2 separate regions of the Homo sapiens genome follow, and region 1 is linked to region 2. A link is an interaction called in ENCODE POLR2A ChIA-PET data of the cell type or tissue named here. Cell type or tissue: Caco-2. All regions are shown on one strand. Links, peaks and the distances in the headings refer to the core of each region. The heading gives the core; the rest is flanking DNA.

Region 1 (4,532 bases), core at 408-4,407, 53 kb after region 2:
ACATCAGGGCGAGGAAATAATGAGGGGCATTATATGAGGATAAATGGGTCATGCTCCAAAAGACATACCAATTCTTCATGTGTATGTTTCTAGCAACAAAGCATCAAAAGACATGAAGCAGAAGTTGATAAAACTGTAACAAGAAATAGAATATTCACTACTAGAGTTGGAGACTTCAGTGTCCCTCTGCAAAGAATGGACAGATCTAGCAGGTGGAAAATCAGTAAGGACATAGTTGAATTCAACAGCACCATCAATCAACTGGACATAATTGATGTCTATAGACTACCTCATTCAAATATAGCAGAATACACAGTCTTCCAAAGCTTACATGGAACATTCACCAAGATAGACCACATTCTGGGCCATAAATCACACCTTAACAAATTTTATAAAAATTAAAATTATACAATATATGCTCTCAGACCACAATGGAATTAAACTAGAAATCAATAACAGAAAGATAGCTAGAAAATTTTTAAAAATGGTGATTAAACAACACACTTCTAAGTAACACATGGGTCAAAAGAGAAATATCAAGAGAAATTTAAAAATATTTCAAACTAAATGAACATGAAAATACAACTCATGAATATTTGTGAGATGCAGAAAAAGCAGTGCTTAGAGGGAAATTTACATCATTGAATGCATAAGAATGCAAAAGGATCTTAACAATATAAGCTTCCACCTTGGATAACTAGCAAAAGAAGATCAAATTAAATCAAATGTAAGCATAATTTAAAAATCATGAAATTGAAATCACGAAATCAACAGAGAAAATCAATAAAACAAAAAGTTGGTTCATCAAAAACATCAAAAATAGAGATATCTCTAGCCTGGCTAACAAAGCAAAATAAAAGATGTGACACAAATTGCTAATATCAATAAAACAAAAAAGGGGACATCACTACAGATCCCTTGCACATTAAAAGGATAATAAAAGAATACTATGAATAACTCTACGTTGACATATTTGATAACCTAAATGAAATAGACCAATTCCTTGAAAGACAATCTGCTAAAACTCGCATGAGAAAAAATAGGTAATCTGAATAGGCCTATATCTATTTTAAAATAATTAATGACCTTCCAAAACAGAAAGCACCAGGTCCAGATGGGTTCACTGGTGAATTCCACAAAATATTTAAAGTAGGAATTTTACTAATTCTCTGCAATCTCTTCTCAAATGTAAAAGTAGAGGAAATACTCCCTAACTCATGCTATGAGGCCAGCATTACCTTAAAACCATAAGCAGATAAAGATGTCACAAAAAACTACACACCAATATTTTTTCATGAACACCAATGCAAAAATTCTCAAAAAGTATTAGCAAATCGAACTCAACATGTATACAAATAATTATATACCACAACCAAACGGGATTAATCTCAGGTACAAAAGGTTGATTCAGCATTCAAAAATCAATTAATGTACTTCACATCAACAAGCCAAAGAAGAAAAATAAAGTGCTCAAATCAATAGTTGCAGAAAAGCATTTCACAAAATTTAACACCCATTCCTGATTCTTTTTAAAAATCAGCAAACTAAAAATAGAAGGAGACTTCTTCAACTTAAAAAAAAAAAACTTCTACAAAAACCCTCCAGCTAAAATCATACTTAATGATAAGAAACTTGAAGTTTTCCCACTAAGATCAAGAACAAGACCAAGATATCCCCTCTCACCACTACTTTCAACATCATACTGGAAGTCCTAGCTAATGAAATAAGAAAAGGAGATAAAGGTATACAGATTGGGAAGGAAGAAATAAAACTAAGTTCAGATGATGATAATCTATGTAGAAGATTCAAAATAATTGACCAAAAAATCCTTGAAACTATCAATAATTGATTATAGCAAAGTTGAAAGATATAAGGCTAACATGCAAAAAAAATCATTTTCCTATATAACAGCAATGAAAAATTGGAATTTGAAATTAAAATCACAATACCATTTACATTGGCATTCCTCAAAAACAAAATACTTGAACAAAATATAACAAAATATTTTAAAAGACTATATGAGGAAAACTAAATTCTGATAAAAGAAATCAAAGAATCAAACAAATGGAGAAATATTTCATAATGATGAATAGGAAGCTTCAACATTGTCAAGATGTCAGTCCTTCCCAACTCCATCTATAGATTCAAGCCAATCACAATCAAAATCCCAGCCAGTTATTTTGCATACATTGGCAAACTGATTCTTAAGTACATAAAGAGAGGCAAAAGACCCAGAATAGCCAACACTGTATCAAAAGAGAAGAAAAAAGTCAGATAACTGAAACTACTCAAGTTTCATGGGTTTAGCTTATAGTTGAATTAAAAGATTGAGGGAGCACAACACAAATACCTTCAGTTTCCCAACTCTGTGCTCAAAGGTTCTCTTTAATTCCACTTATCTCCTTTCCTCCTATCTTGGAAAAGATAGTTTTCTCCTCAGTGCAGAGGCAAATGCCTCCATATTGCATTTGCTATGACCATCCCCCACAGAGCAGTGCTCTTGCTTTCTACTTCCTGCCACCAACACTAGTGTTCTACATAGCTTCTTATTTCAGTAACCACCCATTCCCTAACCTTTTGCAACTGGTCTTTTACCATTGCTCCTTTATACCTAATGGCGTTCTTTTTCATTTTCCTTTCTTTTTTCTTTTTCTTTTTCTTTTTTTTTTTTGAGACAGTGTCTCACTCTGTCATCCAGGCTGTAGTGGTGCCATCACAGCTCGCTGCAGCCTTAATCTCCTGGGCTCAAGCGATCCTCCTGCCTCAGTCTCCTAAGTAGCTGGGCCTATAGGCACACAACACACGCCCACCTAATTTTTGTGATTTTTGTGGAGACAGCATTTTGCCATGTTGCCCAGGCTTGTCTAGAACTCCAGGGCTCAAGTGATCCTCCCACTATGTCCTCTCAAAGTGCTCGATTACAAGCATGAGCCACCACACCCGGCCCTAATGGCCTTCTTAAACAAGGGAGGGCTTTCATGCTTGGGCAAGAATGCATCAGCATGGTCGGGAAGTTGTGCTGAAACTCAGACCCCGTTCACACCCTCAGAATTTTTAATTCTTTGTTGGGGCCCAAGAATGAACATTTCTCATAAGTTCTTACGTGGTACAGGTGATGCTGGTTCAAGGACCACACTTTGAGAAGCCCTGCTCTTAAAGATGACCAAAGACCACTAAAAAAAGAAAACAAACTGTTTTCCCTATCCTACTGACAATACTTCTGACACCAACAATGTGGGTTTTCGACACCAAGCAATGCTGACAACTGTCTGTTATTAGCATAGACCCCACAGGATAAGGGCTCATTCCTGTAAGACTGCCTCCCAACACACTTCAAATGCCAATGGCAAGCCCAGATTGTCATCTGTGCTTCTGACTGTGCATCTGTAAATTGCACGTATCCATGAACTCTTTAGGTTTGATAATTTGCTAGAATGGCTCACAGAACTCAGGGTAACAGTTTACTTACTAGGTTACCAGTTTATTATAAACGGATACCTCTCAAGAACAGCCAGATGGGAGAGATGCATAGCAAAATGAATGTGGGAAGGGGAACAGAGATTCTGTGCTCTCTCTGGAATACCACCTTCTGAGCACCTCAATGTCTTCACCAGCCTGGAGGCTCTCCAAAAAGTTCCAGTTAAGGCTTATCGGGTGGCTTCATTACATAGGCATGGTTGATTAAATCACTGGCCATTGTTGATTTTACACAATTTTCAGCCACTCATCCCTCCCTGGAGGTCAAGGGGGGAAGATGAAAGTTTCAACCCATCCCCCTGACAACCAGCCTTTCCCCACTCCTGTCTTTAGGGACTTCCCAAAAGCCACTTCATAAATAGAAACTGGGGTATGGTTGATAGGGGCTTGATATGAATAACAAAGGATGTTATTCACCTGTATTTCTCTAGAGCTATTTCAGGAACTAGGGGGGGAAACATATAACAAAAGATGCTCCTGTAGCTCTTATCACTTAGGAAATTCCAAGGGTTTTAGCTCTGTACCAGGAACCAAATAGCACCTAATAGCAAAATCTACCTGGATTATCTGAGTTTTCGACTATATTGCTTTAGCTCTCAAAATCCAAAATTGGAGGTTGGGCACAGTGCCTCATGCCTGTAATCCTAGCACTTTGGGAGGATGAGGTGGGAGGATCACTTGAGGCCAGGAGTTTGAGACCAGCCTGGGCAACATAGTGAGACCCTGTCTCTGTATTTATATAGATAAAAAAGAAAAAAAATCCACAATCTCTTATCTATCTTGCTCCAATCTTGTCTCCCATTACTTCCTTTGGCATCCCCCAACCTGACTGAACCAGTCACTGTTTTCTGTGCATGCCCTTTGCCTCATGTTATGCCCTTTGCCTGGAGCACCCTTTCCCACCCACTGAGACAGCCAAATGCCTAGGCAGATAAGAAAATAAAAGGGTCCCAGAGAATCTCCGAACCACCCCTCAAGTGTTTACATCAGATGCTTTTGCACAGATGAGGGAACCTGCCCAAGGCTTGTCTGGGCATGCCCACCGTGGACTGGAG
Region 2 (4,863 bases), core at 532-4,531:
TCTCTTTTTAAAATGCTGTTAATCGAAATATATAATGGTGCCAATGTTGAAAGAATGCTAAAGAGTTTAATCATGAGCTGGAAGTTCCTCCATTTTGAATGTTGGAGATTCTGTAAATAACAAGATTGTTCAGGTCAAGGAACTAGCCATGAGCTTGTCTGGCCTGTTGGACCTTTGTCTGAAGAAATTTGAAGTTATTTCCCCATGCCAGGTAATGTGTGCTCAGTTGAACAGCAGATGAGGTGAGCAAGCACACATTGCTATGGCCTCTATTGACGGGAAGCCAAGAACATAAAAGGCATTGAGCCATAGGAATATATTCTGAGACAGCCTTCAAGAAAGTTAAAACTTACATAAGTGTAACAAGAAACATGCCTAGACAGGTATAACACTCACTAAACAGCATTCCGTAAGGGATGAGGATTATGTGGCCTACACTCATTGTGTACCAAAATCTTAATTGAGATAGTCAGTTGAGGTTATAGATATATATCATGAACAATACCTGAAGGAGTTCTTTACTCCAAGAAATTATGAAAACATAAGAACTGAGAATTAAAACCTACCCTATGGCAAAATTTTATACATATAAAGTACTCCCATATCCGCCCCACCCTCCCTCTGCCCCAGCAAACTTAGGAGGATTAATTAAGAGAGAACTTTAAGGGCTGAGCGTGGTGGCTCACACCTGTAATCCCAGCACTTTTCGAGGCCAAGGCAGGTAGATCCCTTGAGTCCAGGAGTTTGAGACCAGCCTGGACAACATGGCAAAACCCCATCTCTACTAAAAATGCAAAAAAAAAAAAAAAAAAAAAAAGCCTAGTGTGGCAGCACATACCTGTGGTCCTAGCTACTCAGGAGGCTGAGGTGGGAGAATAACCTAAGCCCGGGAAGTTGAGCCTGCAGTGATTGCACCACTGCATTCCAGCCTGGATGATGGAGACCCTGTCTCAAAAAAAAAAAAAAAAAAAAAAAGAGAGAGAGAGAACTTTGAGGCCCACTGGGGTAAAGAAGGCTGGATGGCTGAATCCCAGGAGAGAATAGGAATAATGTTCACGTCTCTTGAATACTTAAAGATATTTTTTGATATTGCAGAAGGATGGAGGAAGAGAAAACAATTTCTTGCCTATTCTATAGGTAGAGCAAGTTTTACTCCCTTCTGGGAATTTCTGCTCAAATATAGGAGAAAGGAAAAAGTGGAAAAGGCCACAGCTCCCATTATAGAAGTTGATGATTCTATTGTGTCAATCAATATGGAATTGATATGTTTCTTCAGCAAAAATGGTCAAATATTACCTGTTTCATATGGCTCAAACTTGTAAGTTCTGCCTGGACTTTTCTGGGAGGTTCCTTCCCTCTCTGCTTCTTTTGGTGGGAGGAATAACTTCCACGTTGAATTCAAAGCGAGTAGGATTCTTCATTATACATAATTCTATTAAACAAGTCCCTTGATTCAGAGCCTGGTAGTTTAATTCCTTCACCTTTTTATGCCTACACTTGTGGCAGGACACATTAGCAGAACTCAGGAATAGTTAATTTTAGAAATGAAGATGCCCGAATCAAACCTAGGAAATGGCATTTCTTTGTATTTTTCTCTAATTTGTATATGACTTTGTTTTTAATATAAATTATGTTTATGGTATTATTTTAATTAAAATGACCCTTTTAGTTTTAGAAGCAAAATGGATTTTTTTAATTCACTCCTAGCTGTCCTCCTAGCAAGCCTAAACAATGCCACTGTCCACCTGGAGCTGTACTCCAAAGATAGACAGCCTATGTAGAGAGAGGTCATTTCCTCATACATCTAGTTACACTCTGTCTTAGTCCATTTTGTGCTGCTATAAATAAGCAAAATACCTGAGAGTGGGTAATTTGTAAAGAACAGAAATTTATTTCTTACAGTTCTGCAGGCTAAGTCCAAGGCTGAGGGGCACACATTTAACAAGGGTCTTCTTGCTGAGTCATCCCATGGGAGAAGGCAGAAGGTCAAGAGAGCATGTCTGTTGCAGAAGAGAAGAGGGGAATTGGGGAACTCATCTTTTTATCAGGAACTCACTCCCTGGCTGATTAACTTACTCCCATTATAATGACATTAACCCAGTAACAAGGAATGGAGCCCTCAAGACCTAATCAGCTCAGCTGTTAAAGCTCCCACTTCTCAGTGCTGTTGCAGTGGGGATTAAGTTTCCAATAAGCTTTAGGGAACACATTCAAACCACAGCACCTACACTAACCTAATCCAGTGATGCAAAGTCACACTGGCCTGATGGTTTGTCAGAGGAAATCAAACTGGTTTTGAAAATAAGAAGTAGTTTGGCATAGCTGTTTTGTTATTGTTGTCTTCATAGCAAAAATAGCTTGAAAGCAGTAACCCATTTGGCTTGAGGGAAAAAGGAGACAACTTTCTAGACTCTGAGAAGATGTGCTAAAGAGCATTGGATAGAAATCAAGTATAAACAGCATCCAAGAAATACTTGCAGGACAGTTGCTTATTTTGCATTTATTAATATTCTGCCAGCCTGTCAGCTTAAGAGCAGTCATTTCCTGAGCTGCTCTACATGGCTACTCTGAAGAAAAACTCATCCATTCTGAGAAACTATGCAGGTTTGCCCTCCTTCTCCATGCTGCTTTCTGGACTCAAAGAGCTCAAAGGATCCAGGGCAATAATATTTCAAGAGGATCCCAGCACACATTCCTTTGGGGCCTCCCATGTTTGCCATGGGTTTTTATAACCCAGACAGCAAGAGCTGTGAAAAGAAAATTTAGTGAGAACTGACAAGATAATTTAATGGAAGTTCTTCCAACAAATAGGATGTATCTTCAAATAAAAGAACCAAGCCCCTCTGAAAAACAAATGAACACCAATATAAAAGCCAAGGTCAGAAGTAGAGCCAAAAAGTTTGTGTGTGTGTGTGTGTGTGTGTGTGTGTGTGTGTGTGTGTGTGTGTGTGTTTTAAATGCTGAGAAGATAAACATGATGCCAGCCGGTTATGTTGACCTGGTCTCCTTCATAGGGGTATTGTCACTTTTGTTTTAATTTAAACATTATCCCAGCCTCTTCCCACAGCAGAGTGAAATAAAATATAATCACCATATTTTATGTGTCTTTCCTAGAATTGATTCCAGGTTTATATGGGAACTTTAAGGTTTGTATTAAGCACGTATTACTGAATATTAGCTTTTTTGCCTTTTTTAAGACAGAGTCTGGCTCTGTTGCCCAGGCTGGAGTGCAGTGGCATGATCTCAGCTCACTGCAACCTCCGTTTCCTAGGTTCAAGCAGTTCTCCTGCCTCAGCCTCCGAGTAGCTGGGATTATAGGCGAACACCACCACACCTAGCTAATGTTTTGTATTTTTAGTAGAGATGGGGTTTCACCACGTTGGCCAGGCAGGTCTTGAACTCCTGGCCTCAAGAGATCTGCCTGCCTTGGCCTCCCAAAGTGCTGGGATTACAGACGTGAGCCACCATGCCCAGCCAGGTTTTTTTGTTTTGTTTTGTTTTTTGTTTTGTTTTTTTAACCTCAAAGGATAAAATATTGTAATAAAGGACTATTGATAAACGTACAAAAATTCCCTAAAACAAATGCAAAGTATAAATAAAAGCCTTAAGTGCCTTTGATTGAAATTAATTTTCATTCTCTTTTTAAAAATGAGTCCAGCTTTCTCCAAGGACTCAACCCAAGGGTAATTTGTTACAAATTACATTGATCTTATCATGGAAAAGAGTCTACAAGAATTAGAAATGATTCTTGATGCTGACAGAATAGTGTTCATCCCTATTCTAAACATACTTGTTTTTAAAAATTGTAAAGCTCTCATGTTATATTCATGTGATCCAAATCTCTGAAGCCTTTCGATGTCAGTGAACTGAACTCTTGGGTGAAATAAAGTTTATTTTCTACATGTTAGTTTTGGTAGTTGCTATCAGGTACTTCAGTTACAGAGTTAATGAAATGAGGTTGAATTTGAACTGCATATTGCATTGCTCCAAAGCCAAACACACAAATCACTGTTCTGTTTTCTCTAACTCTGCTGTCTGAAGCCCAGGCAGCCCCAAGCTATGAAGGTTACTGATTATATTGAAAGGTGAGTGGATTTGACTTAAAATAACCAACTTTAAAGAGCAACACACATTCACATCACCCGTCTTTTTTGTGATTGGATAACAGTATTCAGACTTTCTTTTCAGACTTGATGTTCACTTGTTTTGATATCGCTGTTGACTGGAGTTGAGTCAATGCTGAAAATACTGAAAATCCCATTGGAGATGGTTAAAAACATACCTCTGCACAGAGGCTTGGCCCAGGAAAACCTTTAGGATTGCCTGGAATTCTTGAAGTTTGTATGTGCAGTTGTAGAATCTTTGCTACTAAAGAGTAGGAGATTGATATATAAACCATCTGCTTTCTAGGAACTAAAAATCCTGAAATGCCTTTCATTTAGTCAACCTTGATCATTTTAAAAGAAAAATAGAACTGAGTGCAGCACTATGAAACCCTATTTGAATAGCATGAAAGGGACTTATTTGGCTATAGAACCACACAAGAAAACTTTTCTACATTCTGTCATGGAGGCAGGGGTGGTGTATGAGCACGTGTACACAGCCAGAAGATGGGGGCATTTCTGTGACTTGTGGAAGGACCAGAGGTATCAGAAATCAGTGTGAGGAAGTGAGGGGATTACCTCACACAACACTCTGATACATGACCAGCTGCAGGAGGAGTCACTCGCTGCCAGCATATGGATTCTTTTTGAGGATGGTGATTCAAATGGGCTCATCCCTGCCTGCATTGTCACGAGCTATGAGTAAAACATAAATCTGTTACGCTAGCCACAGTGAATTGAAGCAAAGATTGAGGCCCCT

The links. ChIA-PET counts read pairs that join two places held together with the same protein. Peaks named below come from ENCODE experiments on the same cell type or tissue, not always from the same donor. Only the 100,000 strongest peaks of a DNase experiment are listed, where the experiment ranks them.
Region 1: POLR2A ChIA-PET joins it to region 2 with 8 read pairs; 1 of 35 experiments calls an interaction of 5 or more read pairs at or near these places.

The regions. Positions count from the first base shown.
Region 1 is chr7:117,630,697-117,635,228 of GRCh38, reverse strand. All of the region lies in intron 22 of CFTR (CF transmembrane conductance regulator), which reads right to left. The region is part of intron 1 of CFTR-AS2 (CFTR antisense RNA 2); the gene reads left to right. Among named protein-coding and RNA genes, the nearest start is that of CFTR-AS2, 14 kb to the left of the region's middle. RefSeq lists enhancers at 4,435-4,532, 4,222-4,532, 3,803-4,532. In Caco-2, for the core only: no CTCF peak of the experiment used is centred there; no DNase peak of the experiment used is centred there.
Region 2 is chr7:117,683,813-117,688,675 of GRCh38, reverse strand. No RefSeq gene overlaps it. Among named protein-coding and RNA genes, the nearest start is that of CFTR-AS2, 39 kb to the right of the region's middle. RefSeq lists a silencer at 4,633-4,863. In Caco-2, for the core only: no CTCF peak of the experiment used is centred there; a DNase peak (open chromatin) is centred at 2,675.